Regions from separate parts of the Mus musculus genome. Here region 1 is linked to region 2. The links are chromatin loops, found by intact Hi-C in ENCODE. Cell type or tissue: heart. All regions are shown on one strand. Each heading gives the region's core, and the rest is flanking DNA. Links, peaks and the distances in the headings are about the cores only. Region 1 has its middle 4.7 kb from the start of Gm45952. Region 2 holds the start of Mrpl50 (mitochondrial ribosomal protein L50).

Region 1 (5,375 bases), core at 208-5,207, 110 kb before region 2:
GGTGAGCCTTCGAATTCTGGATTGTAGTTCATTCCAGATATAATCAAGTTGACAACCAGAAATAGCCACTACAAAAGTCAACTGTGGAAAAACTTGTTTTGTTGGTGCCTTGGAGTGCAGTATCTAACCTGTTCCAGAGAAAATTTGGAGTGCAGTATCTAACCTGTTCCAGAGAAAATTGTCTGTAAATGAACTTGACCCTGCACTTGACCCTGCAGTGTGGTGAAAATGAAGTGTGAGAATTGTTTCTGTACCTTTAATTTTTTTCAAATCCTTTTTTTTTTTTTTTTTTTTTTTTTTTGGTTTTTCGAGACAGGGTTTTTCTGTATAGCCCTGGCTGTCCTGGAACTCACTCTGTAGACCAGGCTGGCCTCGAACTCAGAAATCTACCTGCCTCTGCCTCCCGAGTGCTGGGATTAAAGGCCTGCACCACCACTGCCCGGCTCAAATCCTATTTTTAATGGTAGGTCTTAAATGCTTTAAACCTTCCTTATAACCTACCACCCACCAGGGGTAATGTAAAAGGAAGGATAAGGGGCAGCGTGTGTGTGTGGACCTGTTTAGAAAGGTTCTTTGGAACAATTTCCATCTGTGTTGTCTGGAAAATGGCGGTTCAGTTCACAGATTAGCAGGCAGTGGCAGCTTGACCCACTTGCAAATACCTCATGGATATACCAGCAGTTCATTTCAGTAGAGTCGGGTTAGCAACAGCGGTGACACGACCTAACAGAGACAGTCAGGCCTCAGCCTTGATTCAAATCAGCAGGAGGGACCAACTGAACTCCAGGAGAAGTTCTCAGCTGTGCCTCTCTCAGGGAGCAAAGGTCAGCAAAACCTTGAGAGCATTGTACAGCTAGCTGAACCAGCAAGCCAAGCTCTGTCTCCCTGGAATCCTATTTCTACCCTCCAAACATCACGTGTCCTCCACATGCCTTGCCTCAGCATGTGCATCCAATCAGCTTGAGTCCTTGGAAGCGCCAACAAACTGCAGCACACTACCAGAAGGGTTTTTTGGTGCATTTCTCTCTATGGCATCCCAACAAATGCTACTCAACTATGCAATGTAATGTGGACCAATACATGTGTGTCATTAGCAAAGAATCTTTCACCATGTGTCCTTTCAGGTGCTTCCTTTAGCAGAACGTCCTCTCCTGTGTCTGCTTCAGAGAAACTTTCCTTTATGTGTTTGCCCCAGCAAAACACCATCCAACCAACTTTCCAAGGAACCCTTAAGTTTCCACTTCAGTTTCCTTGGCCCACCCGTTGAAAAGCATCATAAAAGACACTACTCTGACAAGAGTTGATGTCTTACAGCTTACCATAAGGTCACTGAATAGCAAGCAAAGGCTAATATTGGGGAATAGATATATAGAGAGAGCCATTTCATTATGAAAATATAGAGCCAGTTCCATAGCTATTAGACAGAAAGGGTTAATGTCTGCACGATGGTTTCAGTTCCTACCTTTGGGTAGAGCCTCCATGCGTGGTGCTCATTTAGGAGGAGATTTTAAAACCCTCAAGCTCCCTTCTGGCATTCCTGGCCAGAGGATCAAAGGGTTTCTGCTTTCAAGTCCTTGTTCTGAGCTACCTACCTGTCTTGTCTCTGTCTCTTCCTTTCATCTGCTTTCTTCCACGAATCTTGTGTGAGGACCCAAACTAGCCTCTGTGTTTCTTAAGAATAAAGCCAGCAAAATGGGGTTAGAATCTGTAAGGGAGTCTCAGGAAGATGGAAAGAGATCAAAGCCACCTCCAACCTTAACTTCTGAGTGCCGGGAGGAAATACTGAGAGGAGAACAAGCCTTTCCTGAAAGTTTACGTTCTCACCCTGTGAGTGCCCTCCCCCCACATCCAGCTACGGAGGAAGTTATCCTTCTCAGAAGTCCTAGTAAGTCATCTGTCATCTTCACACATGGCAAGGCTTTCTACAGAAACACACACACACTCTCTCTCTCTCTCTCTCTCTCTCACACACACACACACACACCCCAAACACACACACACTCACACACAGGAAGATGGATGAGAAAAGAACAGCTTGGCTCATGAAGTCATGGGGCTTGGTTAGTTCAGATTTTGCAAACCAGGGAAATGGCTGCAGTTGGACTCCACTGGCAGAATCCTTGCCCACTAGACGGGAAAAGGTATCCACCGTTCTTCTTCCTTAACATTAAGGACTTCATCTGATTGGATGGTGCCTAGCAACTTTAATGATAATCTTTAAACCACCACTTTAAATGGTAACTTCATATGACTCCACTTATAAATGTCTCATCATTTTCATTAATGTTATAATTTAATAAATACCAATGTTTTCACTTATTGGGATTTTTAAAAATTGATTTTGATGCACGGCCTCACACTGTGCCCTGGAATGGACTGGAATTCACTATGTAACCTCAAACACCATGAGGATTACTTCAGACTTGTGTGTTAATCTCCTGAATGTTGAGATCATAGACATGAGTGACCATGCCTAGCTGTCTGTCTATGCGTTGAGCGTTTCATCATGTGCTTCAGGCTGACTACATAGCCTAGGTTGGTCTTGAATTTATGGCCCATTTACCTCAGCCTACAAAGTTCTGGTATTGCAAACATGTGCCACAATTCCTAGCTTGATTATATTTTTAAGGGAGAAGTCGGCTGAATTTCAAATAGTTTTTCCAAGTTAGTATTTGTTGAAAAAGAGCCCTATGTAACTTTGAATGTGTCTTTATTAATGGCACAATTCCGCCACAAGGTGGCAGCAGAACACGCTAGTCCCTATTTTACAGCTTGGGTGGCAACAAGGAACTGCTTCAGTCATCTCAGACACTGAGAAACCTGGACAGCTACTTAAGGTGCCTCAATGCTCTCAAGGAAAAAAAAAAAAACCTGAAACTTTGTATGGACTTTTGCTTGATTTTTTTCCCTAGTCTCTGCAAATGTTTTTTCCTGAACCACTGTTATTCTGTCTCCTCCATTACAGTCTTCCACAGAGTCTGCATTGAGTTTGATTGTGACCTCCATATCATTCTGAAAATTGCTTATTATTTTTTAGAAAAATTGTATAGTACCTAAAATGGCATCACCTACTATATAGAAATCCACCAGATCCGCCTTAGACTCAGAATGGTCAGGAGAAAGCTCTTAGGAAGTGGGAGTTGTGACTTTTGTGTTATGCTTCCTGTCGGGGCATATTTAAAAGGAACTGCTGAGCTGAGAACCCCTGTGTTGCCTAAAACAACAGAGAGAGGGGGAGGGGAGGAGCAGGGGGAGCAGCAGGAGGAAGAGGAGGAGGAGGAGGAGGAGGAGGAGGAGGAGGAGAGGAGGGAAAGAAGGAGCTGCGGAGCACAGTGGTATCCAGCCCCACTTGAGAGTACTCTGTAGAAGTCCAACCCCTCTTTCCTTAGCTTTCCCTAACTTACAGCCATTCAGCACACTCTTCTGTCTCCACACTGTCACTTCCCCCTCCCCAGATCACCAGGTCAACCATGCCTATGTTCAATGCTCACTGTGTGCTTATAGACAACTGTGTCTGCTAGAGCCAGGCCTCCTCTTCTTCCAGGAGAGAGAAGATAAGGAGTTTTTTGTTTTTTTTCCTCATTCACTTAAATCCCACACATGCCCACCTCCCGATCACTCCATCCCACAATCTTCCCCCACCATCCCACTTCCATTTCCCTCTGAGCAGGTGAGGGCTCTCCTGGATATCCCCACACCCTGGCACATCCTATCTATGAGGCTGGGCACATCCTCTCCTACTGAGGCCAGACAAGGCAGCCCAGCTAGAAGAACATATCCCACGTACAGGCAACAGGTTTTGGGAAGAGGCCCTGATCCAGTTGTTTGGGACCCACATGAAGGCCAAGCAACATACATACATAGCCTGTACTATGTATGTTCAGGAAAGAGGAGTGTTAGCAGGGTGTGTGAAAACAGAGGAGCTAATAAGTGGTTAAGGATGGTGCACCTCATTTTAGACTCTCCTAATAGCCAGAGGGGTGTTTATGTTCTTCATAGATTTGATCTTGTATGTTTTTGTACTACATGGCATTGAATGTTTGAGTTTCTCTCCATACTATGGTGCAGAAGGACCGTCAGCAAAATAATGTCAAGCGTCAAATTAAATGTTATTTGGCTTTGTAGCTGTGGGTATGTCTTAGCTTTTATATCTACATGGGCAGGCATGTCTCAAGTGTATGTTACTGTATTTTAATACTATAATGAAAATAATTCAATATATCCACAAAGAATTAGTTTCCTTTAAAGAGGGGTCTATACATTTAAGTTTGTAAAAGAACTGTTACTTAATTATGTACAAACTGTCTTGTATTTTTTATCACTACATGCCTTTTAAATTATTCTAAGATCAATGTGGGAGAATTGATGTCAAATAGCCTGATATAATGTTATATATAGATTTAAACATGTTTTGACTCCGCTCAATTGCGTGTATTAATATTTCATCATTGGGGCTAGAGTGATAGCTTATCAGTTAAGAGCATTTCTTCAGGTTCTGTTCTTGTTTCCTGACCTTGACATTTAGCTTAACAGCAAAGAGACCCATAGTTTTAAGCTGGTAAGTACCAAAGTATCCGAAAAGTACTGAACACCGTGGGGTTTTTCTTATAAAGAGTGTCTAACTTTTAAAGGAATGCCAACTTTCTTTTTAAATTTTTTTTATTAGATATTTTCTTTATTTACACTTCAAATGTTATCTCCCTTTTCTGGTTTCCCCTTCGAAAACCCTCTATCCCATCGCCCCTCCCCCTGCTTCTATGTGGGTGTTCCCCTACTCACCTACCCACAACAGCTTCCACAGCAAGACCATCATCTTCTGTTACATATGCGGCTAGAGCCATGGGTCCCACCATGTGTATTCTTTGGTTGGTGGCTTAGTCCCTGGGAGCTCTGGAGGGTCTGGTTGGTTGATATTGTTGTTCTTCCTATAGGATTGCAAACCCCTTCAGCTCCTTCAGTCCTTTCTCTAACTCCTCCATTGGGGTCCCCGATGGTTGGCTGCAAGCATCCATCTCTGTATTTGTAAGGCTCTGGCAGAGCCTTTCAGGAGACAGCTAAATCAGGCTCCTGTCAGCAAGCACTTGTTGGAATCCACAAAAGTGTCTGGGTTTGGTGACTGTATATGGGATGGATCCGCAGGTGGGGCAGGGTCTGGATGGCCTTTCCTTCAGTCTCTGCTCCACTCTTTGTTAAAAAAAAAAAAAATGCCAACTTTCTAATTTGTATTCATAGCTTAAAATATGTGAGACATAAATTTTCCAAAGAAAACATGGCTATACAACTGTTTACCACAGCATTACGTATTTTCAAATTTATTTACTTATAAAACAAATTTTAAATTTACTTAAATGAAATAATTTTCAAGAAATTATTCT
Region 2 (5,375 bases), core at 269-5,268:
ATCCATAAAAAGGTAGAATAAGGTCCAAAATGTGTCTGAGGAGTCTGAGCAGGCAAGACAAAAATCACAGACATGAGAAGGTAGAGTTGTATAAAATACACAGGAATTAATAAAACCTTGACGGGCAAAAGAAATGTAGTAAGTCACAGAAAACAGCATGAGGGAGCCATTGGTCCAGTTAAGTTTCTTTCTTTCCCCCAAGTTGGGAAGACCATGATATAAATCTATATTAGAACAAGGGTTACTAAGGTAAAGAGCTGGGGCTGTACTTCACTGGTAGAGAAGATGTTTAGCATCAACAAGGCCCTAGGCTCGCTTGATCCTCCAGCCCAGCCTGGTCTATAGAGTGAGTTCCATGCCAACCGGGGCCTCACAGTGAGAACCCGTCTCAAAGAAGTCAAACCAAACCAAACTAAAACAAAAAGAAAACAAAAAACCCTCCTCACTAGATACTTGTAGGACACTGATCCTGCGATGCTTGGGAATCAGGTAGAAGGGGACAGAAGGGACAGATCTTATAAAAGATACATGATTTGAAATTTGCAGAGTAAGTATAGCAATAGTATCAAAGTGGCCAGACAACATGCTGGCAATTAGAAGAGATCTTCACAAGTCGGGAGAACTGAAACCATGGGGGAGACATGAACACATCACGGGACGGAAAATGCATTATGAATGAATTGCTTCAAGTGGAAAGGTGAAGGAAAGACGGAAATGTAAGCTGCAGTTAGGCTCCACCAGGGCAAGAAGCAAGCCTTTCTGGCTCTTTGTTTAGTTGTCAACAGTGGTCAGAGACCAGGATACTGTGTTTTCAGACTTGCTTGTCATAACAAAATTAAGGCCAGAGTCAATGGTATGGAAAGCAGGGTTCCTGAAGTTTACAGGATCAAGACCCACTGCAGCTCACTCAATGACTGGGTTAAGCAGGGTGGTGGTGGTGGGGGGGTGGTAGTGGGAGGTGGTGGGGGTGGGAGGTAGTGGGAGTGGGAGGGTCGTGACAGATGATGATAAACAGGAGCACTGGGGGAAACAGGACTGCTGACCCCACATGAGGACATGCTCCTGGAAGGTGGAAAAATAAATGCTTTGGGACAAGCACTGGGAGAGCTGGGAGAACACTTAACTTCTGCCTCCCAGTCCTGAGACAAAGCAAGAGGAAGGAGGACCCGGGAGAATGAGCAGCCCCCACTTGAAGGTCTGCCAGAGAAGTGGTGTGCTCGGCTCTGTGCCAGCTTTCAGTGTAGGCCGGAGCGGTAAGGAACACTGTGTGATGAGCAGCCCAGGCTCCAGAAGGCAGAGTGAAAAGAGGGTGGGAGGAGAGCCGTGGGAAGATGAACCGGGAAGGAAAGTACAGAGCCAACAGAGCCGTCTGGGAATGAGATTCTGAAGCTGCCAAAGCCAGCCTTTGCTAACAAGGAAGCGAGGGAGACCAGAGTTGTAGAAAGATCCGAATCAGAAGGTTGGGACAAAATAGTGCTGGTGTCAGTTACACTGCTTGACGCATTCTGGGTTTAAGTGTTAGTACCTTATTAGATATTTTAGTTAGAAAAAGCGTGCATTCTTACCCAGCGAGACCAGCTTTCCGTAGCTGTCCATCATGACATCTTTATACAGGCTTCTCGGAGCTGGATCCAGATAACCCCACTCCTCCTGAGTAAGAAACATAGCCATAGCCTCAAATGTCAGCCACTGCTGGAATTGTTTTCTCTCTGTAGTCAGTTCCAGTGGTCTCTCCACTGAAAGTGGGAGAAGTTATTGTCACTTTACCATGCTCCCATTCACTAGGAGGAACACGGTAAGTAAGAGTTCCAAAAGGTGCTCAATTCATGGCACCTCACACTGAAAAGGATCTGGACTGGTCTAGATCCACGCCTTCCAAACTGAAGGTCTTCTCTGCTTTCGTTATTACACACTAATACCACGACTGTTTTTAGTTAACAGCCTTAAGACCACCCCAACGTTCCCTGGCCTCACTGTTCGCCCCAAGCTTCTACCCACACCAGCTTGGGACCCAATTCGACGCAGTTCCATTAGGTTTTCTAAACACTCACCTTGAGTTCAGACATTGTGCTAGCTGCAGAGGACAGACGAGATTTAAAAAAAAAAAAGAAGAAAAGAAAGAAAAAAGTGCCTCACCTGAGAAACTCATAAATGAGATCTAACTTGGAGCAGTCTTAATTTTCCCCAGCCGATTTATCAAGTTACTCTTGAAAAAAAGAAAAAAAGAAAGAAAGGAAAAAAGAAAAAGGGGCCTTGGGGAGTTTGTAAGTGAACTAAAAGCACCTTGCAGCAAGGGGTATGTCCCGCAGCAAGGGGTACACAGGAGTTGACTGGGGTCCTTTCTTAAGAGTTGTAGAAATGGCCAGGAGGGGGACAGGGGAAGAGGTGATGGCGCGGCCTTGCTGTCTTGGGAGTGGCGAAATAACGGAGATCTCTTGAAAGGGCAACTCACCTTTGGCTCCAGCGGTGGGCTTGGGGACGCCATCGCCTCGTTCAGGAATAGCAGCCACACGACATTGGGGCTCTGATGAGGCCTAGATGGCTGTTGGAAATAAGGCTCGGCGAGAAGGGGCTCACCGGATGGGTCTGGTGTGGTCCTGCCTCTGTCTCGGAGCGGTCAAGTTCCTAGGGGCATATCAGACGTTCTGTCTGGCTGTCCTCCAACCCCAAACCCAGTCCTCTGTCCCGCTGCCTAGCCTTAGGGTCTCCCTGTAATATCTCCTCCTTGTTGCCAATTCCTCCGCCTCAAAGTCAAGCTGCACTACTACCGACCACCCCCGGACCAGAAGGCGTTACCCGGAGCCTTCGCGGAACCGCTCCAACTACAACTCCCAACATGCCCAGGGAGCGAGCCACCGCCTTCTTCCGTAAATGGCAAGCGAACTACATTTCCCGGAATGCATAGGTCTGGGCAACGTCAGGGGCCGCTGAAGTAAGCTCTCATCTGATTGGCTGAGTCGGGCACGTCTGGCGCTCTTGGGTTGCTTGTCGAGAATGGCGGCGCTGATCGTGTCTCGGTTAGCAAGAAGAGGCTGGCTGTGGAAGCTTCCCTTGGCAACACGTAGAGAATTTTGGTCTCGATCCAGGTAAATCTGAGTGTTTCTCAATGGTCTAAGTTCCACGTAAGTAATCAGAAGCGGAGGGGACGAGTTCAGAGGGTTAAGATGGGACCCTGGTCCTGAGCCTTCAGGAGTTAGCGTGGAGTAGGGATCCGAGCTAAAAGCTTACGTTTCTGCGATTGGCAGGACCGCTTCTAACGGCAACACGGTGCGCTTTCCCAGATTTCACTGATGCATACAACAAATAGTTTCTAAATGCCTTCCGTGTCTCTAAGTGTGTACCCAGCAGTACTCTCTTTCCCACGCTTTAGTTCCACACGGGAGGGAACTGAGGCCCACTGAAGAGAAGCACGCACATGGTGGATCCAGAAGCCCCGTGACTTAACTGCTTATCCACAGTTTTCCTCACTGCATCCTGTGGGATCTATGTATATTACTTAGATAATATTTAGGGCCTGAAAATTTAACCGCTGGGACCTCAGAGAACAACGAACGTATTAAGTTAGAAGTTTGAATCCTCACCCCATGTATTAACTCTAACCTTTCCCTGGTTAGTGTCAGATGTCCCAAGTTCATTTCTTTTTTTTTTCACTCAACAGATATTTTAGTGTTTACTATATGATAAATATTAAAGATAAAGTGGTTAATTAGACCAAATCTTTGTCCTCATAGGAGAAGGGGGGCAGTTGGTGATAAACTGTTCATTTTTCAGGTAACCGTTCTTTAAGGTGTAAATGGATGTAGTGATGTATATTCACATAGAGGAGAGATTTCAGCAGTCAGGCCAATCCCACCTTTTTACATCCCTTTTTGCGTTCTGTTTGTTTGTTTTGTTTATTGTCAATCATCATAGCTCTGTGTTAGAATTTTAAATCTTGAAGCATAATTTCTTCCATGTTTTTCTTGCTCATGATTGCTGCAGCTATTCGTAATTTAAGATTGCTCTTTATGTCTTTGGGAAAAGCCATTCGATTTTTTTGAGTTAAGTATTTAAGTAGTGCAGACATGGAACAGTCATTGAACATGGACTGTCTCTTCATTTATATGTGTGTTTTCTGTTTCTTTCATGGATGGTTTAGAGTTTTAGAGTATAGATCTTTAACCTGCTTGGTTATTTTTTCCTAAATATTTTTTTCCTGCTGTTATAAACAAACCAGATTTCTTGATCATTTGGGGGGGGGTGATTTATTATTTCTCTAGAGAAACCACTGATTTTATTGAGGATTTATTTTATTTATGTCCATATGTGTATGTATAAATATATGTGTGCTGATACTCTCGGAGGACAGAAGAGGGCGTCAGATCCCCTGAGTTTGGTGTTACAAGAGATTGTGAGCTAGCAGCCTGAGGTGGGTGCTGAGGACTGCACTCTGGAAGAGCAGCGAGTTCTCTTAACTTCTGAGCTCAAAGCTCTCCAGCCCTCGACTTCTGACTCTTTATTAAATGTCTCTGATTGCTATTGACTGGCGGAGGCTTTGTATTCTTTCTTGGTTTAGGGTTATATGTACCTGGGATCTTTAACTGCTTCTTTTAGGTTCTGCAGCCTGTAAAGCTCCTTCTTGTAACTTTTTATTTGTGAAACATCTCTTGTATCGCCGTATATTTCTGATTTTAATTACATGAGGTTTTGAGGTTTTCTGTATTAGCCCTTAGTTTTGTTGGTTTCTTTTTATGAGATTTGTGTCTGCTCTGCTCTTTATGATTGCTTTTGTTTTGCTAACTTTGGGATTTACATTTTTTTCTTTTTTTTTTTTTTTTAGTTTCATGTGGTTCAATATTAAGTTGCTTAAAATCTTTAATGATGTAGTCATTTATTACTATAAATTCACCTTAGTGCTGGCTTTCTTTTTATGTTTGTTATTGTCTTTGTTAGGGTTTCTATTGTGATTAAAATACCATGACCTAAGCAACTTGAGGAGGAAGGAGTGTTAGAAATAAGCGTCACGGTTCTAAATAAATCACACCGTGCAGCAGGTCTCACATGGGAGGTTTATTGGGAGGGGGTCAGAGGCAGCCTTTGGGAGAGTGTGGAAGGAAAGAGAGAGGGGGGCAGGGTGAATAGACACAGCAGGAGCCAGCAGCTACACTGTCTTCTAGAGAGGACATGTCTCTTCTCTGGGTCTGAGAGCTGCCTGTAAAGACACCTGATTGCTGTGAAGTCGCTTCCAGTTGTTCATGGGTGTGCCTGATACTAACAAGGGGTTTATTTTATTTTACAGCTTGGGGTCAGTCCATCATCTGGGGAAGTCAGGCCAGGCTCTCAAAACAGGAACCTTGGAGGCAGGAACTATGTAGAGACCATGGAGCAGTGCTGCA

Evidence for each region. Hi-C counts contacts between places; a loop is a spot of excess contacts. Peaks named below come from ENCODE experiments on the same cell type or tissue, not always from the same donor. Only the 100,000 strongest peaks of a DNase experiment are listed, where the experiment ranks them.
Region 1: it touches region 2 in a loop (4-fold over the local background); 19 of 42 quality-filtered maps call a loop at or near these places.

Annotation. Positions count from the first base shown.
Region 1 is chr4:49,624,581-49,629,955 of GRCm38, reverse strand. No RefSeq gene overlaps it. Among named protein-coding and RNA genes, the nearest start is that of Gm45952, 4.7 kb to the left of the region's middle. In heart, for the core only: a CTCF peak has its summit at 2,730 (motif pointing right); a DNase peak (open chromatin) is centred at 2,765.
Region 2 is chr4:49,518,673-49,524,047 of GRCm38, reverse strand. Mrpl50 (mitochondrial ribosomal protein L50) reads left to right here and starts at 2,965. Exons shown (of 2, transcript NM_178603.4): 1 at 2,965-3,086. The coding sequence starts at 2,995. It overlaps Zfp189 (zinc finger protein 189), which reads right to left and starts at 2,872. Exons shown (of 3, transcript NM_145547.3): 1 at 2,453-2,872; 2 at 1,566-1,650. The coding sequence starts at 2,485. In heart, for the core only: no CTCF peak of the experiment used is centred there; DNase peaks (open chromatin) are centred at 1,267 and 2,897; H3K4me3 peaks cover 3,231 bases; H3K27ac peaks cover 1,484 bases.